Regions from separate parts of the Homo sapiens genome. Here regions 2 and 3 are each linked to region 1. A link is a loop called in an ENCODE intact Hi-C map of the cell type or tissue named here. Cell type or tissue: HCT116. All regions are shown on one strand.

Evidence for each region. A loop is a pair of places that touch in the nucleus more often than their neighbours do. Peaks named below come from ENCODE experiments on the same cell type or tissue, not always from the same donor. Only the 100,000 strongest peaks of a DNase experiment are listed, where the experiment ranks them.
Region 2: a loop joins it to region 1, with 2.2 times the contacts of the local background. A loop is called at or near these places in 3 of 110 quality-filtered maps.
Region 3: it touches region 1 in a loop (3-fold over the local background); 3 of 110 quality-filtered maps call a loop at or near these places.

The regions. Positions count from the first base shown.
Region 1 is chr11:34,595,083-34,603,082 of GRCh38, forward strand. No RefSeq gene overlaps it. Among named protein-coding and RNA genes, the nearest start is that of EHF, 22 kb to the right of the region's middle. RefSeq lists an enhancer at 4,047-5,246. In HCT116, no CTCF peak of the experiment used is centred here; DNase peaks (open chromatin) are centred at 4,639, 5,479 and 7,379; H3K4me3 peaks cover 1,552 bases; H3K27ac peaks cover 4,420 bases.
Region 2 is chr11:34,770,587-34,778,586 of GRCh38, forward strand. The region is part of intron 6 of LOC102723568 (a long non-coding RNA gene); the gene reads left to right. Among named protein-coding and RNA genes, the nearest start is that of APIP, 140 kb to the right of the region's middle. In HCT116, no CTCF peak of the experiment used is centred here; no DNase peak of the experiment used is centred here.
Region 3 is chr11:34,682,438-34,690,437 of GRCh38, forward strand. It overlaps the pseudogene NDUFB8P3. Among named protein-coding and RNA genes, the nearest start is that of EHF, 65 kb to the left of the region's middle. RefSeq lists enhancers at 2,283-3,482, 2,953-3,122. In HCT116, no CTCF peak of the experiment used is centred here; DNase peaks (open chromatin) are centred at 594 and 3,054; H3K27ac peaks cover 1,814 bases.

The DNA of each region.
Region 1 (8,000 bases):
AGGACAATCAAGAAACCACCGGCAGCTCCATTTGCAGGATCTCATCCCATCAGGGGCTGTCTCAGGAGGGGGAATTGGAATACCATTCACCTGTCCCCTTTGCAGATACACCAATGTCTCGTTCAAGAACAAGCAGAAAGGAAACACCAGATTGCCCAGAGCACAGGATTAGGACACACCACACAGAGCCAACTCAGCGTATCATTGTTTGCATTGATCATCTGGGGATGAAGCAGGCTCCGTTCTGGAAGGGGCAACCTGAATAGAGAAGAGTCTGACATTGGAGTCAAGCAGAACTTGGTTGGAATTTGGCTCATTGCTGGGTGATCCAGAGACAGTTATTTAATCTGAGAATCAGATATCTTGTCTGTTAAATGGAAATTATAGTAGCCACTTCACAGGATTGCTGTAAAGAGTACATAAAACCAGGTACCTGCAATGTATAGTGCTAAGCCTGACACGTAGCAGGGTGTTAGTAAGTGGTACCTCTGACTGGGGATGGAAGCCAGAGGAGCTGGACCTTTATTTGACTGGCCAGAAGCCAGCTCTCTAGTCACCTTCCTGATCCTTCCTTCTTCTGTGTGTACACGGACAATGTTTTTCTACATAATGGAACAGTGGCCCTCAAAACTTGTTTTCATAAGAATTATCCAGGTTGCTAGTTATTAATACTAGTTATCCAGGTTGCTAGTTATTAATACTAGTTATCTGTGTTGCTAGCTAAAAATACACTCAGTTCCCATCCCCAGATTTTTCTATTTCAGTAGGTGGTAGTGGGTTCAGGAAATCTGTGTTTTTACCAAAGTATCCCCTACTATAGAATTAATTTTTGTGTTCCCCCCTCATTCATATGTTGACATTTAAACCTCCACTGTGATGATACCAGGTGGCTTTGGGAGGTGATTAGGTGATAACGATGAAGCCCTCATAAATGTGATTACTGACCTAATAAAAGAGACCCCAGAATGCCCCCTTGTCCCTTCTGCCATGTGAGGTCACGGTGAGAAGATGGCATCTATGAACTAGGAAGTGGGCCCTCACCAGACGCTGAATCTGCTGGTGCCTTGCTCTTGGACTTCCCAGCCTCTAGAATTCTGAATAATAAATTTCCGTTGCTTGTAGCCTAGTCTATGACATTCTTTTGTGGCAGCGTAAATGGACTAAGATGTGCACCCTCATGCCCTTTAGGGAATTGTGACTTTGAGAAATGCTGCCCTAGGATTTACAGAATGCTGACAAAGCTTTGTTGACTCAAATGCAAAATATTCTTATAAAGACCAAAATAGAAATGAATACTCCCTTGAACTCCTTTGGATGTGCACTTTGCGTAGTTATAGCACCTTTTCATCATGTGCAAATGAGACGCAAATGAATCCTTAGTTTGACCCAGAAAGAATGTCTTTGCTGGTAGGGACTACGGGAGAGAGAGAAGAGCCAGAATACTGTAGGAAAATTAACACCGGCCACGAGACAACTGGTTGCTAGCTCGGTAGCTGTGCAACATTGGCATGTTACTTGAACTTCTAGAAATCTGTTCTTTCTTCTGTAAAATGAATATGGTCTGGAAAGTAAAGACCAGTCACCTCCTCTATCAGTTGGAGTCTAATCAGGAAGAAACCTAAGTGTCTTCAACAGAGGGAATTTAATGCAGGGAATGGGTCACACCAGTGTTAGAAAAGCTGCAATGCCAAAGAGGGGATAAAGAGATAGCTCAAAGGTTAATAAGAGCAGAAAGTCACTAGTATTCATAGGCTGAAAAGAGAAAGGGAGGAGATAGTGTTCCCGGAATCCCTGATGGGCTTGTCTGGAGGGCGCTGGGGCCATGGAGGAAATGTAGTAGCTGCTGGAGGCATGCTCAGGGCAGAGAGGGAGCAGAGAAATACCCTGGCTTCTCATTTTCTTTCTCCAGTCCTTGCAGGCACCTCACTGGCTGAACTCAGGGGAGCATTTCTCCTCTACAGAACAGAGTCTCCTTGCATACAACAAGAGGGTCAAACAGAGGATGGCTTAATTTTTCCTTCCATTTCTCACTTCTATGATTCTCTCCCTTCAGGTTAAGTAAGTGAGGGTAAGTAAGCTGCCCAGTAAGTGAACAGTTTTCCAAACAAGCCCACAGCACCACCTCTATATACAGCAACTCTCTGTTTATCAGCACTGCATTAACCAGGACTCTCTATTAACTGGGACTTCCAGTTCCTTAAATTTCTTCATGGTTCCTGTGTACTCCCAAAGCATCTTCATCAAACAAACATTAAGTTACGCTTAGAGACCATTTCTCAATTGAATATAGATAAAAGATTCTAAGGCCTTGAAAAAAATTAATACATGCATATTAGATATAGCTATAAAAGCCAGACTATCTGATTAATTATGTGACTGGTGTTAAACTGTTTGGACAAAGGTTGGCTAAATTCCCTATGAATACTTACTTCCCTACTTCTGTGGACAAGGAAAAATAGACCAAAGGTTCAGATAAAAGCTTGATTCAATGTCATCTCTTTTCTCACGAATCTTGGTCATGTGTGGGAAGTGACCCAGATCTAGAACCTTAGCCTTTGGGACTTAAAAAAAAAACAAAAAACTGTTGAGTTGAATCATTAAGTGTTACTGAGGGACAGGAGAGAGGAGGGTAGCTTTCTTAGTTCCAAGACAAATTTTGTTAACAAAGATCTGTGGGTAGACTTGTGTCTGGGCAAAAGATCAGAAGATGTGCTGTTCTAGGCCTCTTTGCCCTCAGACCCATTCCCTATCCTTTCCCCTTCACTGTACCCCCTTATCTCCTCTTCTGCTGTCTTCCTCTGGGCCTGATGCTTGAGGATCCAGAAGTTTCTCAGGCTCCCATGTTCCAGCAATCCAGGCCTCCTTCCCAGTAAGGGATGAGTACAGGGGCCACACATAGCCCTGCAAGTTTTGTAATCCAACTTGAAATCCAATGGCAGAATGAATGGTTATATATGGTGTGACCCAGGACCACATGCAGTTGTATCACATGCACTTAGAAAAGAGCCCCATTTCTTGGACTCATTCCCAGACTCAATCTCTCTGAGGGTAGGACCAGGAATTCGGCCCTTTTCACAATCTTCCCAGGTGATTCTCTACATAGTATAATAATACAAACTCATGGAAATATATTTAATGAAAAATGAATAAAAGAATAAATGAAATAACAAATGGTGATGGCTGGCACAATGTGTGTATCCATTCTCCTACTGAGGTGCACTTACTTTGCTTCCAAATGTTCATTTGACAAGTAGTGATGCATTGAATATCCTTGTACATGTGAGCATGCAGTAAAGTTTCCATGGGCTTATATTTGCTGGATTATGGGCACGTGCATCTTCCTCTTTTCTAGATATTAACAAATCACTCTCCAAAGTATTTATAACAATCAACACTCCTGAACAAGCAGTGGGTTGGAATTCCTTCCTCATCACATCCTGGCCAACAATTATTATCATCAGATTTTTTAATTTTGCCAATTTGAAGGAAATGCAGTGGCTTCTCATGTGTTAGTGTTTCTGATGATCAGTGAGGTTGAGTGTCATTTTTTTTTTTTTTTTTTTTTTTTTTTGAGATGGAGTTTTGCTCTTGTTGCCCAGGCTGGAGTGCAATGGTGCTATCTTGGCTCACTGCAACCTCCGCCTCCCGGGTTCAAGTGATTCTCCTGCTTCAGCCTCCCAAGTAGATGGGATTACAGGCATGCACCACCATGCCTGGCTAAGTTTTGTATTTTTAGTAAAGACAGGGTTTCACCATGTTGGTCAGGCTGGTCTCAAACTCCTGACCTCAAGTGATCTGCCTGCCTCGGCTCCCAAAGTGCTGGGATTACAGGCACGAGCCACTGCACCTGGCCGATTGAGCATCTTTTTATGTGTTTAATGATGCTCATTTTTTATTGACTTCCTTCTGTGCTTTCTTTTTTTTAGCAGTGAATTTGAGTTGTAAGAATATGTATTTCTTTCACTCTGGGATTCACCTACATAAAGTAATTTTCACTTGAATGAAAAAGAAATCAGTTGTATAAACATCTGTTTTTTCTGAATTTTACTGGTGTAAAAATGGCCACTCAGCCCTGGAAGAAACAAAGGCACTTTGCCAACTGAAGTTGCAGATGGGAAATTTTTAGAAAGGTCCTGTTCAACCTCTGGAAGGGGAAGATCATATCTGAAAGTCAGGGTAATCCACCCAACCCAAATGTTTCTTCTACTATGGGTTCTGAGGATTCGTCCATGTGCTTCTTCTGCGTTGCTGCCATCTGATTTCCTTTGCTAGGCTCCTCTTGCAACTTGGGCTACAAAGAGGTGCTTCATAGTCCACAGTCTTTGCCTCACCTTCAGTCTTGAGGTGGTCCCCTAGGAGTTATTGGTAGTTGCCGCTGGAAGCCATTCTAACAAACCTGGCGAAGGCACAAAAGGATAGAAAGCCTTTAGCCAATATGGTGCCATCAAAAACAAACAGAGCACGCTGCCCAGTCCTCTTCTGGTTGCCTTTACTAATGCATCAGTCATACTTCTTCTGCACTCGATCTTAGCCAAGAGGTCGAGAAGCCATAGTCATAATTCTTCTGAAATTAATCTCTTCCTGCCCCACCTCCCCATCATCTGTCTTTGAATTCCCAGGGCTAGTACTCATAAGATTATCTCTTTCTTCTCCTTTATGAGGAGACCCATTCTTTTTCACAAACCAGCCACAAAAGCAAGTGTCATTACCCCCTACCGGAAATACCAGACAGAGAGTTCATCTGGGGTTAGTTTCTAATCAAGCCTCCTGCCCGGGTTTTTCCTGCTCCTGTCTTGAAGCGACCACAGGGGGAGAGCAGTTTCCAAATATGATCCCTCCTTTCCACTGTCACTTGTCCAACCCCGACCACTATCATTCTTTTATTTGCTTCTCCCCTGAGCCAGCCAAGAGCCTAGGTCAGTGACAGGGCAGGCAGAAGAGAGAGGGGCTTCCAGGAAGGAGAGGGAGCAACCCACAGAAGAGGCAGCAAGACAGGAAGGCGGGCAGGGGCTGAAAATCCAATACATATCTAAGTACATTTTTCTAGGATGGGCTTCTACACTCAGCCAAAACATATATTGCATATTGTTTGTATTTTTTAGAGGTTTACAGGTCTCCCTGAAAGTCCCTCTGTGGAATTATAAACCTCTAATAAAAAATCCCAGGGTTAAAGAAAGGAAAAGATGAAGGAGAGGCCCACACTCTGAAAGGAAAGGGTTCAGCGACTCCTGGAAGGTTCTGGATGGTGCTTCCTTGACCAAGTCAGCTGCTTCTTCTACCTGGTCTCCTTTGTGGTTCAGCTGGGGTGGGGCTTACTAGAAAAAGCTGTGGGAGGTGGTTGCTCCAACGTATGGGGGCTGTCTGTAAGTGTAGGTGTTATCTGATGAAAGCTGCCCCGGGTGAGGGTTTGTACAGAAAGCCCCTGGTGGTGGGGAGATAATGTCAAGCTTCTCTCTCTCTCCCAGATCCTGGTTGTATCCTCTGTCCCTCTCCACCCCCACCCACTCACCCACAGACTTCCAAGGAACCGGCGCCTGCAGACATGCCTCTCTGATGCCCTCCCAGTAACCCCTGGCAGGCAGCACAGCGCCAAACCTCTTGGCCTTACCCCACTGGGCCCATGACCCAGTGGCTGTGCCTCTGGGTCCTCCCTGTCCTGCAAAGAGAACTGGGCCCTCAGTCAGGTTCTTCTGCTCCAACCCAGTGGCCACCTGTGCTCTTGGGGAGCTCGGGGGAGGCTGGGAAACTTTCAAAGAGCAGTTAATCACTAACTAGCTGGAGATAAGAGAGAGAGAATGAAACAATTGAGAAAATGCCCAACCCAGAGGTTAGTGCTTCCCTGCCTGCACACGCCAGAACCTGGCCCGCGCAGAGAAACTGGCGATCAAACTGAGTTTGTTCACTGGAGAGAGCTGACATACAGTCTCTAAGGGGCTGCAGTATCCCAGGCTGAGGTCCAGTGGCAGCCGCTGCCCCTTTCCTCCTAGGGCCCTTTCCTTCAGCCATGCCTCAGCCCTGAAGACAAACAGGAGCAGTTTTCAAGGAGCCCTTCCCTTATCTCTAAGGTCTGGGCCTGGAATTCAGCTTGGCCCATTTACTATGCCAGCTCTGTGCAGGGTGCAGAGATCCAAGATAAATCAGACAGGGTCTCTGCTGTCAGTGTGCTCAAGGAAAGAGGCTTTTAGGGGAAACAAATCTAAACGACTGCCAGCTGGAACTTCAACTCTGTAAAGCAGCACCCTGCCACATCTGCCTGCTGGAACATTTTCATCTGCTGGGCTCACGTAGCTGTGCAACAGCTGGGGCTGGGGTCACATTCTGGGCTGATCTGATGATTATTTTGGCTAGAGTGAGCTCATCCTTTTTGTTTTCAGGAGCTGTTCAAGGGTGGTCTGATGGTTTGGATCAAGACTAGCTGTATCCCGGAGAAGAATACGTTGACTTTTCTGGGGTGGGGTCTGGGGCAGAAAGCAAGAAGGCTGCCTTACTTCAAGGAAGGCTCTCCTTCCACCTTCTGCCCTCTGAGTGCCTTGTATGCGCAAGTGACACTAGACAAAGTGCTTAACACTTATTACCTGACTTGAATCTCCCAATGGCCCTGTAAAGCAGGTACTCCATTATCATCACCACCCTTCTTTTTACAGGCAAGAAAACCAAGGCACAGTCAGTTTAAATAACTGGCTCAAGGCTGCACGGCCGATAAGTAGCAAATTTGGACTTCGAATCTGGGCGCTCTGGCTTCAAAGTGTGCTGTCCATTGTTCAGGTTCTGGTCTGGTACTGGCAATGTCAGCCACACCTGGAAGCTTGCTAGGACTATAGAATCCCCAGCTGACCCCAAACTCCCCAAATTAGCACCATGATTTTAACAAGATCTCAGGTGATTGGTGTACACATTACAGTTAGAGAAACACTGCCCTTTTCACATTATATGGCTCTGTGCTCAGTACAGATTTAATTTTCTTTTTTTTTTTTTTTATTATACTTTGAGTTCTGGGGTACATGCGCAGAACATGCAGGTTTGTTACATAGGTATATATGTGCCATGGTGGCTTGCTGCACCCATCAACAGGCCCCGGTGTGTGATATTCCCCTCCCTGTGTCCATGTGTTCTCATTGTTCAACTCCCACTTATGAGTGAGAATGCGGTGTTTGGTTTTCTGTTCTTGTGTTAGTTTCACAATCATTCTCAGATTTAGCTTTCAAACTATTCATTCCACCTGCCAACAATTAGCGAGCTCCAGACATTGTGCCAGGTGAATGATGGAGGTGAAGAGACAAATTTCCTTATAGAACTTGGCCATGCCCTTCATGCAGGCAGTGTGTGGAGTGCAAGTCAGGACACTTGGATCTAAATCCAGTGCTACCACCTGCCGGCTGCGAGACTGTGGCTGAGTCATTTCACCTTCTTGGGTCCCAGGTTCCTAATCGGTAAAACCGGGAGGCAAGCCAGAGATGTCCGGCCCCAGCAGCATATTCTATGTGAACAGGATGAGGTGCCCAGCAGGCAATCAGTGGGGATCTGCTGAATGAGGGAACCAGTAAATGAGTGAGTGAACCGATCATCCACCACAAGGAAAGAGCCCTCCATTTCCAAATGAAGAAAAGAAGTATGCTAGTGGAGGGGAGACGGGATTATCTGCTGTGTGTCAGGGAAGAGTAGGGCCTTCCCAAGCTCCCTTAATACTAACATTACACAGGGGTCCTCGCTTGCCCTTCTCAATGGTCCACTCAGATGATTTCTCTTGGCGAATGTCTGCCCCACATCTGTGTGTCACTCAGCAACTTTGGCCACCTATCCAGTGTGGGATCTCTAGATCACAAGGTGGGGAAAGGGGTGAGGAATGACCTAGAATCCTGGCCTCTGGCCTTAGAGCCTCACTTGTTAAAGGGAAAGGGGCAAATAAGATCTGAACATCAAAAATTATTTCAGCTTGCCTTCCCTCTCACTTTTCTCTGTCCCCTTCTCCTCTTGTCTTCCCTGCAAACCACTTTGAGTCT
Region 2 (8,000 bases), 180 kb after region 1:
ACTCGGGCTTCTGGGATCCTTTTGGTTACATCTTTGCTGAAGGGAAAAGTTCCCCCGGTTTCCAGCTGATCTTGCTTGAGAGACAGGGTGGTGGAGGCCCAGCATTTCCTTAGTTTGGTGGGATATGAAATTCTTGATTCAAATCTCTTTACTTTAAGAATGGTGAATATAGTCCCCTAATCTCTTCAGGCTTATAGGGTTTCTACTGAAAGGTCTGCTGTTAGCCTTATAGGGTTCCCTTTGTAGGTAACCTGTCCCTTCTGTAGTTGCCTTTAACATTTTTTCTTCTTTTTGATCTTGGAGAATCTGATGACTATGTGTCTTGGGGATGGTCATCTTGTATAGTGTCTTGCAGGGGTTCTCTGCATTTCCTGAATTTAAATGTTGGCCTCTCTAGTGAGGTTGGGGAAATTTTCATGGATGATATTCTCAAACTTGTTTTCCAAATTGTTAGTTTTCTCTCCCTCACTTTCAGGGATGCCAATGAGCTATAGATTTGGTCTCTTTACGTAATCCTATATTTCTCAGAGATTTGTTTCATTTTTTATTCTTTTTTTCCTTCATTTTTTGTCTGACTGAGTTATTTTGGAGAACCAGTCTTTGAGCCCTGAGATTCTTTCCTCAGCTTGATCATTCTGCTGTTAATACTTGCAATTACATTATGAAATTCATAAAGTGAGTTGTTCAGCTCTATCAGATCAGTTTTTTCTTAAAATGGCCATTTTATCTTTCATTTCCTGTATTCTTTTATTGTATTTCTTAGATTCCTTGGATTGAGTTTTGACTGTCTCCTGAATCTCAATGATCTTAATTCCTACCCATATTGTGACTTCTATTTCTGTCATTTCAGCAATTTAAGCCTGGTTAAGAATCATTGCTGGGAAACTAGTGTGGTTGTTTAGAGATAAGAAGAGACACTGGCGGCTGGGCAAGGTGTCTTACGCCTGTAATCCTAGCACTTTGGGAGGCCGAGGCAGGCGGATCATGAGGTCAGGAGATCGAGACCATCCTGGCTAACACGGTGAAATGCCATCTCTACTAAAAATACAAAAAATTAGCCAGGTATGGTGGCAGGCACCTGTAGTCCCAGCTACTTGGGAGGCTGAGGCAGGAGAATTGCTTGAACCTGGGAGGTGGAGGTTGCAGTGAGCCAAGATCGTGCCACTGCACTCCAGCCTGGGTGACAGAGCAACACTCCATCTCAGGAAAAAAAAAAAAAAAAAAAGAAAGAAAGAAAAAAGAAGAAGACACTCTAGCTTTTTGAGTTGCCAGAGTTCTCGTACTGGTTATTTCTCATCTTTGTGAGCTGATATTCCCTGAAGTTGCTGTCCTTTGGATGAATTTTTGGCTTTTATCTTTTTTGATGCTCTTGAGGGTTTAATTGTAGTATAAGATGGCTTCAGTCAACTGACTTCATTTCTGGAAGATTTTAGGGGGCCAAGGCTCAGCTCAGCACTCCTGGGCTGTATGTTCTAACTCTGGGGCCAGTACTGGGCCCCCAGCTTTGGTCTCTGGTTAAAAACCTGCTGTGCTTGAGAGGCCAAAGTGTTCCCAGTCTGCGGCCACTGCACTCTCATGAGTGGTGCTGGCCAAAGTGCTTCACTGGGCCAGTGGCAGTGGGGTCCGTGTTTGCTTGTGTGTGCCAGCAGCTGTGGCAGCATGGCAGGGTACATATGTGTCAGCTAGGGTGGGGTACTGTCGGGAGCAGAGCTGCGGTGTTCCTGCCGCCCCAGAATAACTGTTTAAAACCAGATTTTGCCAACCCCCAGGAGAAATAACAGTAGAAATTGGCCCACTGGGTAATTAGAAAATGAAAATGGGGACTGTGATCTGGTTTCAGAGATGAAAAGCAGTTAAGTTGGGCCCTCAGGAACCTGGGTTGGAGCTATCATTAGTGGCAGAATAAAGTTCCTTCCAGGTTTTGGCTCCATTCCAAGGTAAAAGATGAGGAACCTGGAGACATGAGCTCTCTCTCCTGATCTGGGGCTAAATTGGTTTATTGACAGAAATGATTCTTCTCTAACACAGTCCACTTCACCCCTGTAAAATGAAACAATTTCTATTAATTTGCCACACAACCACCTCAAAAAGAATTAATAATTATATTGTAGTAGCTATGTTAAACTGGTGCTTACAAAGTGACAGTACTCACTTACTACCTTATATCCATGATCTTATGTATTCCTAATAGTAACCCTATGAAGCAAATATTATCATATCCATTTTACAGAAGAGAAAACTGAGGCTGTAAGATGTTCAGTTGCTTTCTGAAAGTTGCACATTTTGTAATAAATCCAGTTCTATTTGCCTTAGAATTCATGTTCTGGGATACATATTGGCTTCCTATGTGAATTTAGGTTAGCAATTTTCCCCTATTGCACAGAACAATGTCTGGCAGGCAAACTGGGGTCAACATTCCTCACTGTGACCCATCTATGGACAAGGAGTAGTGGTAGTTCCTAAAGACTCCAAAGATCAGTTTCATTTCTCCTCATGTTTTGGGAAGTCTATTCACTCTGATACTTGAAAGAAATATGTGTTGATTGGAGTGAAACAAACATCAAAAGAACCTCTTGCACACTTTTTAATAGTGAAGAATTGGGGATGAATAAAATTACAGGAAAGAAAAGTCTTCAGGAGGAAGAAAATAAGTTGCTTGAATGTAGGGAACTGAGTCACCATAACTGGCATAACATTAATGCCTAATGCTGGTGAGAAAAATCTGTTTATATCCCCAACCCTTGTGCCTATTGGCGCTAGCAGCCCAGAGTCTCTTGGGCATGTTCCACAAATTACCATTAAAAACAACTTCTTATTGCCAAGTCTATGGAATCTCAACTCCAATCTCACCCCTGGAGCTTAACAATCCTTATTAACCTGCTTTAGCTTTTGAAGCTGGATAAAAATTAAAGGACTTAGTGTTTGTGTTTAAAGCACCTTAGGGATAACTTTTTCCCATGTCTGGCAGTGATGGTCCCCAGACTTATCCAGGCTGCATCTATTCTATGCTAATCCAAAAGGAATTCACATTCCCTCACCTGTACATGATATATTGCAGAATCACAAAATCACTTTTACTCTGAGTTTCACCTGAAATGGACTCTCAACTCTTCATTTACCTCACTATTTTTTTAAACTTAAATTCAAATCTTAACGTCTCAGAGATGGTGAGGATTATGGTGAATTCCAGTTCTGTCCTCATCACCTACTATTATGGAGTGACTTAACCTCTTTGGAAATTTGTTTCCTTATCTCACTTCAACAAGAGAAGCAAAAGTGAGATTTTTTTAAGAATAAAAAAAATGCAGTGAAAACCATTTTGAGAATCCTTTGGTTGCTTTGGGGTAAATAAAATTAGCTTCCTAATAGCAGTTTCTGGCACAGTTCCTCAGCCAACTGAACTAAACTGAATAAATAGCTCAATGATGCTGTAATGTGGGGTTAAAGTCATGGTGGCTAGAAAAACTATTAGGTAGCTGCCAAGAAAAACCACACGAATTTATAAAGCCAGCAGTGACCCTAAGTCTTACAGGTAGGACAAAATTATTATTCCTTTTCATGCAGCTTAACATTCATAATACTCTTCAATGTTGGAAGATTAACTTGGTAAGTATCCAAGAAAACACAAGAACAGGGCTAGCTTTTAAGGATTAGAATTCCAAAAAGAGCAGAGAAAGGGTTAGAAATCAGGGGTCTGAAATACTCTGCAAAAATACTGCCTCACTGAAGCATTTTCACTAAGACCAAGAAATTTTTTTCATTTTGAGTGACCTACTTATTGCCATGGTTTCTATAGAAGAGATCATTGGAAAGTACACTTCATTCTAATTTGGGGTTCCATTGATTAGGGGAGTTTCCCTCAGGGCACAAGCTTTCCGTTTTCTATTTTTTTTCCATTTGCATTATGTCCAAAGCACATGTGGCAAGAGGACTTTGTAAAAACCAAGTCTCAGCTTCTATAGATGTAGCAAGATGATATTTCAGAACATGCATATTGTGATTTCTTATTTCTACTTCCTCAAGCAAGAATCATCCATTGCCTGAAGAGAATTGGGAAAAAATAGCAGAAACAACATCAAGTTATTTTTATTGAGTCTTTCCTAAGTGCCTGGCATGGTTCCAATCACTTTATACCTATTATTTAATATTCCCAGCAATCTTATGAGATGAGTGCTATTATTATCTCCATTTTACTGATGAGAAAACTGAGGCATAGGAAGTTTAAGTGACTTATCTAAGATCAAAATCTGGGAAAGATGAAGCCCTGAGAGTCAATGTTCAGCTTTAACCTTCGAAACTAGGCTTACTTTAGAGAAGATGGTTATGAAAACAAAAGCTTTTGACTTGCAAGTTCTTGGCTTTTTTTAAAACCATTTGCTGGATTTTAACATTCATACATACGAAAAAGTACACAAATCAGCTGCATAGATCAATGAAGTCACACAAAGTGAACAGTCTCATGTAACCCAGATCAAGAAACAATATTACTAGCACTCAGAACTTCTCTTTAAGGTTCCCCTCCAAATACAATCTCTCCCACCAGTATCTTGACTTCTAAAACAATTTTTTTGCACCTTTTTGAACGTTTTATTATTGGAGTTATATACGATGTACTTTTTTGTGTGTCTGGCTTCAGTCAACATAAAAAACATAGAGAGATGAATCTCTAAATAGGAAAGGTTTTGTTTGGGAATAAGCTACGAGAAGTAGCACTGTAATCCGGGATGTATATATGGAGCAGGGTGGCCTCTGGTATGTCCAGAGAACAACAACAACAACAAAAAAGGTTAGGATTTTGTTGGGGAAAGAGGAGATTTACCTGTTGTTTTAAAAGACACTTCATTGCACTGGCAGTGCCCTGTGAGAGCTGAGTTCTGATCGGCGAATGCCAATAGTTGCTAGGTAGGACTTGTAATCTTGGAGTTGCAGTTAGACCTTTGGCAGTTTTGGATTGGGCTTGTGAAACAATTTGTCAGGCAAGTGTTTCTGTGTACGTGGCTAGCTGTCCTTGTGCTGCTAGCTGTCCTTGCACAACTCACATAGTCGCTGCAGTATGGAAAAAATTTCTTGTGATAGTTGTTGTTGCTAGGCAAATCATGCATGAGAACCTTCCCTTGATGGCCTTCCCTGGCTCCATTTTGCCAGGTTTGACTTGAGTGACTCCATTTAGAATCTGACAATTTTCATTCTTCTTTCACTCAAATTTATGTGGTGAGATCCACTCATATTGGGCTTTCTTTTTAATTTCATATGGAATTCTATGTGGATATGCCAAAATGCATTTATCCATTTTACTATTGATTGACATTTGGGTTGTTTCTGGTTTGGGGCTATAATGAATAGTATTACAAAGACTATTCTTGTACATATCTTTTGATGCACATAAAAACATATTTTTTTTTGGATGTACACCTAGGAATGGAAGTGATGGGTCATATGTTATACTTATGATCACTTTATAGATATGGCTCAACAGTTTTCTGAAGTAGTTTAACTACTTTATTAATTTTAACATGTTAATTTATAAATTATTTCTTTTGTAATTAGCTGATTTTGTATCAAGTTTAAGAAATCTTTGCTTACCTGAAAGTCATGAAGATATTATCATCCGATTTCTTCCAAAAGCTTTATTGTTTTACCTTTTCACATTTAGATGTAAACATTTAAAAATTTTATTTAATTGACAAATTAGCATTTTTATTTGACAAATAAAAACTGTTGTCACCTTGTTATACAACAGAACTCTTAAAGTTATTCTTCTTGTCTAGCTGAAATTTTTTGTCTTTTGACCAACATCTCCTAAATCTCGCCATCTCCACCTATGGTAACTACCATTTTACTCTATTTCTGTGAGTTCAACTTTTTAAGATTCTCTATATAAGTGATATCGTGTGGTATTTGTCTTTCTGTGCCTGGCTTATTTTACTTAACATAATGACCTCCAGTTCCTCAATGTTGCTGTAAATAACAAGATTTCTTCCTTTTTATGGCTGAATAATATTCCATTGTGTGTATATGCCACCTTTTCTTTCTCCATTCATCTGTTGATGGACACTTAGGTTTATTCCATATCTTAGCTATTGTGACTAGTGCTGCCATAAACATGGGAGTGCAAATATCTCTTTGACATACTGGTTTTCTTTCCTTTGGATATATATCCAGTAGTGGTATAGCTGGATCATAGGCTAGTTCTATTTTTAATTTTCTGAGAAACCTCCATACTGTTTTCCATAATGACTGTAGTAAATTACATTCCCACCAACAATGTTTAAGTGTTGCCTTTTCTCTACATCCTCATGTACACTTGCTATCCTTAGTCATTTTTATAATAGCTATTCTAACAGGCATGAGGTGTTATCTCATTGTGGTTTTAATTTGCTTTTCCCTGATGATTAGTGATGTTAGCCATTTTTTCATATATCTGTTGGCTACTTGTATATCTGCTTTTGAGAAACATTTATCCAGGTCATAGGTCCATTTTTAAATTGGGTTACTTATTTTCTTGCATTGAGTTTCTTATATATTTTGGATATTAATCCCTTATCAGATGCATGGTTTGCATATACAGATGCTTGTTGACTTACAGTGAGGTTACATGCCAATAAACCTGTTGTAAGTTGAAAATATTGTCAAATCAAAAATGCATTTAATACACCTAGCCTACCAAACATCATAGCTTCGCCTAGCCTATTTTAAACATGCTCACAACACTTATGTTAGCCTACTGTTGAGCAAAAGCATCTAACACACGGTCCATTTTATGATAAAGTGTCTGATATCTCATGCAATTTATTGAATACTGTACTGAAATACACTTTCTGCTGAATGCATATTGCTTTTGCACCATCATAAAGTTGAACTATTGTTAAGTTGGGATCATCTGTGTATTTTTCTGTTCCTTGGGTTGTCTCTTTAGTCTGTTGATTGTTCCTTTACTGTGCAGAAGCTTTTTAGTTTGATGTAATTCCATTTGTCAATTTTTGCTTTTGGTGCCTGTGTTTTGAGGGTCAAAACTATAAAATCCCATTGCCTAGACCCATGTCTAGGAAATTTTCCCCTGTTTTCTTCTAGTAGTTTTATAGTTTCAGTTCTTACATTTAAATGCTCAATCCATTTTGATTTAATGTTTGCATATGGTATGAGATAGGGTCTAATTTCATTCTTCTGCTTGTGGATCTCCAGTTTTTCTAGCACCATTTTTTGGAAAGACTGTATTTTCCCTATTGTGTGTTCTTGACATCTTTGTGGAAAAATCAATTGATTGTAAACACATGGATCTATTCTGAGGCTCTCTGTTCAGTTCCACTGTTCTACATATCTATTTTTATGCCAGTACTATGCTGCTTTGATTACTGTAGCTTTGCAGTAGATTTTGAAATGAGTTAATGTGATGCCTTCAATGTTCTTTTTGTTTAAGATTGCTTTGGCTATTTGGGGTCTTTTGTGGTTCTAGATGAATTTTAGGATTTTTTTTCTATTTCTGTGAAAAAATGTCATTAGAAATTTTATAGGGATTGCATTGGATCTGTAGATTGCTTTGGGTAGTGTGGAGATTTTTAACAATGTTAATTCTTCCAAACCATGAACATGGAATATATTTCTATTTATTTGTGTCTTCTTCAATTTCTTTTATCATATTTCTTTGTTTTTAGCATACTGGTTTTTACCTCCTTCATTAAATTTATTCCTAAGCATTGTATTTTTTTTGTAGGTACAATAAATAGAATTATTTTCTTGATTTCTTTTTCAGATAGTTCATTGTTAGTGTATAGAAATAATACTGATTTGGCCGGGCGTGGTGGCTCACGCCTCTAATCCCAGCACTTTGAGAGACCGAGGCAGATGGATCACGAGGTCAGGAGTTCAAGACTAGCCTGGCCAAGATGGTGAAACCCCATCTCTACTAAAAATACAAAAATCAGCCGGCTGTGGTGGTGGGCACCTGTAATCCCAGCTACTCGGGAGGCTGAGGCGGGAGAATCACTTGAACCCAGGAGGCG
Region 3 (8,000 bases), 87 kb after region 1:
TTATACCCTAAGCACTTTGCATATTACTATAAACTTTAATATTAAAATAGCTAATATATTTTAAGTATTGATAATCAGTATGTGCTAGACACCATGCTAAACACTATATGAGATCCACTATCCCATTTAATCTCCACATAAATTAGTAGGTACTATTACTGTTTTTATATTACAAAGGCTAACACTGAGGCTTAGAAAAGTTAGTTCATTTGTTCACAGCCACACAGCTAAAAGTGGAACAGTTGGGATGTAAATCCAGGCTTGCCAGGCTGCTAAACATGTATTACTATTTTTTCAAGGATGATATTATGTGATAGTTTAATTGAAAGTGTTTTTTCTTACTTAATGATACATGAAATATGGAGGATCTTACAATTAATGGCACCTTAGCATAAATGAAACTTAGTTGTATTAATCTAGGATTACTTTTTATACCTCTACAAATCTCTATGCCTTTACCCAATCAGTTTTGAAAACATATTTTATTTTCTTTTTTTTCTCCATGCGTGACCTGCTATTGTCAATGGCCATTTGGAATTCCCAAAGGATTGGTAGAGGTATGCAGTTGGGATAAAGCATTGAGGATACCAACCAAATGACTCACCAGGGAAAACCTGAGCTCTGCTCTTAAATCTGTCTGTATTCCTGGCCAAGATGCCTCATCTCCTCCTTAGTGCTCTCAGTCTTCTTCTACTTTAATGTTATTTTTAATGACCATATAATTTTCTTTCAAGTGGGAAAAATGATGGGCTTGATTGTTCTCCTATTCGTGGCATTTCTTTTATTTCAATATATTCACTATATAAATAAGGTAGGAGCAAGCATTAAAACATGGTGGGTGAGAAACTCTAGAGATGGAGGGAAAAAGAACATAGGAATTATTTATTTTCTCTGGGTACTGTGCTCTTCTACAGGGTGTTCATAAAGGCTAGAAACATAGAAAAATATATATAACAAATGTTTTATTGATATTACAGACAATAGGCGATGTGTTCAAAGTGCTATCTCTCATTATCAATGTGTGGTTCAATTTGCTGATGAAAATTGCAAAAAACTAGGTACTCTTAATGCATTTCCATAAATCTGTACAGATGCATCTAGGATGCATTGTCTCAGACAATTTATGCCTAGATTTTTCCATTGTGTAAACTGTGCCATTAACATACCCCCAGAGGAAGAATTATAATGAGTTCAGTCTTTGCAAAAGTAGATGTTGGTCACTCTACATTATGTTGTAATACACTCTGTGTTATGGCTTTTTTATCACAGTTTGCCTGGCTTACTACAAACATCTGTATATTGGACATCTCTTTACCAGACACCATAATTCCTTATATATATGAGATATATATATATATATAATATATATATATAAAATTTATTTGACATGTGTAGTATATTTTTCTCCATGAGATAATGAGCACTTACAGGGCAAGAATATTCTCAGCTGCAGAGGTGATCACACTCCACAATTTATGAAACATAATTATTATTAGGCCCTGAAGCATTTCTTTTTAAATTTTACATGTTTATGTACTGTCTTTTATTTTCCTACTCACTCCAGTTTCCATGCCTCTTACCATGGGTGACCATTCTGTTTAATGTGTTTGTTGTACATGGTCTCCTGTGGGGTTGGGTAAAGAATTCGTTGGGATGTACACCTGGAATCTTTGGGTCCTAACTCCCACCCACAGTAATGAACTTTCTTGTGGCATCTCATCCTCATCAACACTTCCACTGTCCAGCTTGGGATTGTTGTTGGTTCAGAAGGTAGAAAGTGATATCTCCTTGTTTTAAATTACTTTTCTCTAAACACGGTGACTATAGTTAATAACAATGTATTGTGTACTTGAAAATTGCTAAGAGAGTGGATTTTAAGTGTTCTTACCACAAAAAATGGTATGTGGAGCTAATATATGGTAACTAGCTGAGTTTAGCCATTCCACAAATCTATACATATTTCAAAACATCATTTTGTACACCATACATATATATACTTTTTATTTATCAATTGAAAACATTACATTTAAAAACAGCTTTCCTCTGACTACTAGTAATTTTGAATGACTTTAATATACTAAGTAATCTTCTGTGTTTCCTCTTCTTCAAATTGTCTTTTCATACCCTCTATTTTCTTATTGGGGCTATTGTATTTGGGGAAATTTATTGAATTTGTTTGAATATTTTAGATATTGGTTTTAGAGATTACAAATATCTTCTGAGGTGCTCTCTCACTTTCCTTTTAAATACTGTCATTCCCCTATTTTTTTTTCATGATGTCCTTCAATGAACAAAAATCCACAGTTTTGTTATAGTCAAATCTTTCAAGGGTTTTTTTTCATTGCCATTGGGTTTGTGCTCTGGAAGTTTTATTGATGCTCTCTCTTTCCCTGCCACAAGCCCCTAGGTCACAAAAATATTCTACATTTTCTTCTAATTATTTTAGTTTTATAGCTCACATTTAGGCCTTTAATTAATCTAGAATCTATCCTTGTTTAAGGAGTTCAATGAGGATTTCATTAATTTCAGTTTTCTAGTTTCTCAATATTTATTAAACAAAGTGTCTCTCAATGAATGCGTAATCTATTATCTATTTGTCCGACACTAATTTTTTCTCTTCTGTTGGCTAATTTGTTTTTGAAACATTACCACACTGTTTTCATTATCAGTCTCTAATATGTCTTAAAGTTAATGTTGTCTTGGTAATTTGTGAACCAATATAAATTTTAGATGATCAAGTTCCTTGAAAACAATCCAGCTGGAATTTTAGTTGGTATTGCCTTGATTTTACAGGTCCTTACCTGAAGCCCAAGGTGATTTTTGGCCGCTGGCGACCTTGTGACCGTTGGCAGTGGGTCAGATGTGGCACTCAGAATTAGGGGAAGGATTGGTGATGCCAGAACATCTGGTGAAGCCGGCACTTCAAGGCACTCCTCAAGCCTGGAAAGCCTCACCAATAGGTATGACTCATGGTTTCGTGAAAAGCTGCTGATCTCATTAGTTTCAGAAATGATTGCATGGCTGGGCAGGGACTCTCGGGTAGATGCAGCGCTGACTGGGTGCCCCCGGGAAGAATACCTCGCATTTCTCCTGAGGTGGTGAAATAGGCGGAAACTGGTTCCCATCCAAATCCTGGAAACCACCATGGGTGAGGTCATGTCCACACATGTCAAGGCCTTGATGAGATAGTTATCTGCATAGTCCAGAAAAATCACTTTTCCACCAAACATTCTAAATGATTGATGGAGAAACAAATTTTCCAATTACGCTAACTTTCATTGTTATTACTAAAGAATTAAGTGCTACACCACACACACACACACACACACACACACACACACAGTCACACAATATTCAGATAAAAAGAAAGCCTAATTATTTTATATTCAGAAAAAAATGAATTGGCCTTTCTGAACAACCACAACGATGAAAAAGGAAAAGAAATCTGTTAAAACTTTAATTTTAGTTTTCCTTTTAGATTTTAAAATAATTGTGAAATATTTCAAACATAGAAAATATATAGAGTTTTTCTTTCTTTTTGGGAAACAGAGTTACAATGAAAGATACAATTGGAGACCACAGGGTACCATTGCGCCGGTCCTATTCTTCTGCTTCTCTTCTGAGTACTCATGCTTATTTTATACTTTTACTATCTATGTATGCATCCCTAAACTGTAAATAGCAAAATTTTGCACATTTTAAGATTTTATCTGAATGGTCCTATGTCTGTATCATTCTGCAGTGTGTGTTTTATCAATATTAGTATTTGTTGTTCTCTCAATTTGAAGTTTTCCACATTTATTTTAAGTGTTCCATTAAACATATTCCATTCCAGAAAATATATTGAAATTTATTCATTTCTATTGATAGATATTTAAATCATTTCCAAATGTTTGCTCCCAGGAAAACAGCTGCAATGGACATTATTACACATGTTTCCTCATGCACAAGAGTTAGAGTTTCTCTAAAACACTATTTTGGAGAGAGTATGAGCATCTTCAGAGTTCCTAGATAATGCCAAATTGTTTTTCAAAGTAATAGTATTAATTTACCCTCCTACCAGCATATCCTTACCAACACTTGGCATTGCCAAACTTTTGAATTTTCATAAATTTGATGGATGTGAAATGTTTTCTCATTAGTGTTATAATTTGCATTCTGCAGATATTAATGAGTTTGAGCACATTTTCATATATTTATTGTCTTCTCAGGTTTTCTTTCCTGTGAATTGCCTGTTTATATTTATTTATTTATTTCTGACCTGGGGGATGCTATAAACTGAATTCTGTGCCCCACTCCCTACCCAGTTCCCTACCCAGTTTCGTATGTTGAAGCTTTAACCCTTAATGTGATCGTATTTGGAGATGGGGTGTTTGGAAGTTTAATGTATTTATTTAAATTTTTTATTTCCATAGGTTATTGGTGAACAGGTGGTGTTTAGTTACATGAGTAAGCTCTTTAGTGGTGATTTGTGAGATTTTGATGCGCCCATCATCCGAGCGGTGTACACTGCCCCAATCTGTAGTCTTTTTTTTTTTTTAATTATACTTTAAGTTTTAGGGTACATGTGCACATTGTGCAGGTTAGTTACATATGTATACATGTGCCATGCTGGTGCACTGCACCCACTAACTCGTCATCTAGCATTAGGTATATCTCCCAATGCTATCCCTCCCCCCTCCCCCCACCCCACAACAGTCCCCAGAGTGTGATATTCCCCTTCCTGTGTCCATGTGATCTCATTGTTCAATTCCCACCTATGAGTGAGAATATGCGGTGTTTGATTTTTTGTTCTTGGCGATAGTTTACTGAGAATGATGTTTTCCAATTTCATCCATGTCCCTACAAAGGACATGAACTCATCATTTTTTATGGCTGCATAGTATTCCATGGTGTATATGTGCCACATTTTCTTAATCCAGTCTATCATTGTTGGACATTTGGGTTGGTTCCAAGTCTTTGCTATTGTGAATAATGCCACAATAAACATATGTGTCCATGTGTCTTTACAGCAGCATGATTTATAGTCCTTTGGGTATATACCCAGTAATGGGATGGCTGGGTCAAATGGTATTTCTAGTTCTAGATCCCTGAGGAATCGCCACACTGACTTCCACAATGGTTGAACTAGTTTACAGTCCCACCAACAGTGTAAAAGTGTTCCTATTTCTCCACATCCTCTCCAGCACCTGTTGTTTCCTGACTTTTTAATGATTGCCATTCTAACTGGTGTGAGATGGTATCTCATTGTGGTTTTGATTTGCGTTTCTCTGATGGCCAGTGATGATGAGCATTTTTTCATGTGTTTTTTGGCTGCATAAATGTCTTCTTTTGAGAAGTGTCTGTTCATGTCCTTTGCCCACTTTTTGATGGGGTTGTTTGTTTTTTTCTTGTAAATTTGTTTGAGTTCATTGTAGATTCTGGATATTAGCCCTTTGTCAGATGAGTAGGTTGCGAAAATTTTCTCCCATTTTGTAGGTTGCCTGTTCACTCTGATGGTAGTTTGTTTTGCTGTGCAGAAGCTCTTTAGTTTAACTAGATCCCATTTGTCAATTTTGTCTTTTGTTGCCATTGCTTTTGGTGTTTCAGACATGAAGTCCTTGCCCATGCCTATGTCCTGAATGGCAATGCCTAGGTTTTCTTCTAGAGTTTTTATGGTTTTAGGTCTAACGTTTAAGTCTTTAATCCATCTTGAATTGATTTTTGTATAAGGTGTAAGGAAGGGATCCAGTTTCAGCTTTCTACATATGGCTAGCCAGTTTTCCCAGCACCATTTATTAAATAGGGAATCCTTTCCCCATTGCTTGCTTTTCTCAGGTTTGTCAAAGATCAGATAGTTGTAGATATGCGGCATTATTTCTGAGGGCTCTGTTCTGTTCCATTGGTCTATATCTCTGTTTTGGTACCAGTACCATGCTGTTTTGTTTACTGTAGCCTTGTAGTATAGTTTGAAGTCAGGTAGCGTGATGCCTCCAGCTTTGTTCTTTTGGCTTAGGATTGACTTGGCGATGCGGGCTCTTTTTTGGTTCCATATGAACTTTAAAGTAGTTTTTTCCAATTCTGTGAAGAAAGGCATTGGTAACTTGATGGGGATGGCATTGAATCTGTAAATTACCTTGGGCAGTATGGCCATTTTCACGATATTGATTCTTCCTACCCATGAGCATGGAATGTTCTTCCATTTGTTTGTATCCTCTTTTATTTCCTTGAGCAGTGGTTTGTAGTTCTCCTTGAAGAGGTCCTTCACATCCCTTGTAAATTGGATTCCTAGGTATTTTATTCTCTTTGAAGCAGTTGTGAATGGGAGTTCACTCATGATTTGGCTCTCTGTTTCTCTGTTGCTGGTGTATAAGAATGCTTGTGATTTTTGTCCATTGATTTTGTTTTCTGAGACTTTGCTGAAGTTGCTTATCAGCTGAAGGAGATTTTGGGCTGAGACAGTGGGGTTTTCTAGATATACAATCATGTCATCTGCAAACAGGGACAATTTGACTTCCTCTTTTCCTAATCGAATACCCTTTATTTCCTTCTCCTGCCTAATTGCCCTGGCCAGAACTTCCAACACTATGTTGAATAGGAGTGGTGAGAGAGGGCATCCCTGTCTTGTGCCAGTTTTCAAAGGGAATGCTTCCAGTTTTTGCCCATTCAGTATGATATTGGCTGTGGGTTTGTCATAGATAGCTCTTATTATTTTGAAATACGTCCCATCAATACCTAATTTATTGAGAGTTTTTAGCATGAAGGGTTGTTGAATTTTGTCAAAGGCTTTTTCTGCATCTATTGAGATAATTATGTGGTTTTTGTCTTTGGCTCTGTTTATATGCTGGATTACATTTATTGATTTGCATATATTGAACCAGCCTTGCATCCCAGGGATGAAGCCCACTTGATCATGATGGATAAGCTTTTTGATGTGCTGGTGGATTCATTTTGCCAGTATTTTATTGAGGATTTTTGCATCAATGTTCATCAAGGATATTGGTCTAAAATTCTCTTTTTTTTGTTGTGTCTCTGCCCGGCTTTGGTATCAGAATGATGCTGGCCTCATAAAATGAGTTAGGGAGGATTCCCTCTTTTTCTATTGATTGGAATAGTTTCAGAAGGAATGGTACCAGTTCCTCCTTGTACCTCTGGTAGAATTCAGCTGTGAATCCATCTGGTCCTGGACTCTTTTTTTTGGTAAGCTATTGATTATTACCACAATTTCAGATCCTGTTATTGGTCTATTCAGAGATTCAACTTCTTCCTGGTTTAGTCTTGGGAGAGCGTATGTGTCGAGGAATTTATCCATTTCTTCTAGATTTTCTAGTTTATTTGCATAGAGGTGTTTGTAGTATTCTCTGATGGTAGTTTGTATTTCTGTGGGATCGGTGGTGATATCCCCTTTATCATTTTTTATTGCGTCTATTAGATTCTTCTCTCTTTTTTTCTTTATTAGTCTTGCTAGCAGTCTATCAATTTTGTTGATCCTTTCAAAAAACCAGCTCCTGGATTCATTAATTTTTTGAAGGGTTTTTTGTGTCTCTATTTCCTTCAGTTCTGCTCTGATTTTAGTTATTTCTTGCCTTCTGCTAGCTTTTGAATGTGTTTGCTCTTGCTTTTCTAGTTCTTTTAATTGTGATGTTAGGGTGTCAATTTTGGATCTTTCCTGCTTTATCTTGTGGGCATTTAGTGCTATAAATTTCCCTCTACACACTGCTTTGAATGCATCCCAGAGATTCTGGTATGTTGTGTCTTTGTTCTCATTGGTTTCAAAGAACATCTTTATTTCTGCCTTCATTTCGTTATGTACCCAGTAGTCATTCAGGAGCAGGTTGTTCAGTTTCCATGTAGTTGAGCAGTTTTGAGTGAGATTCTTAATCCCGAGTTCTAGTTTGATTGCACTGTGGTCTGAGAGAGAGTTTGTTATAATTTCTGTTCTTTTACATTTGCTGAGGAGAGCTTTACTTCCAAGTATGTGGTCAATTTTGGAATAGGTGTGGTGCTGAAAGAAATGTATA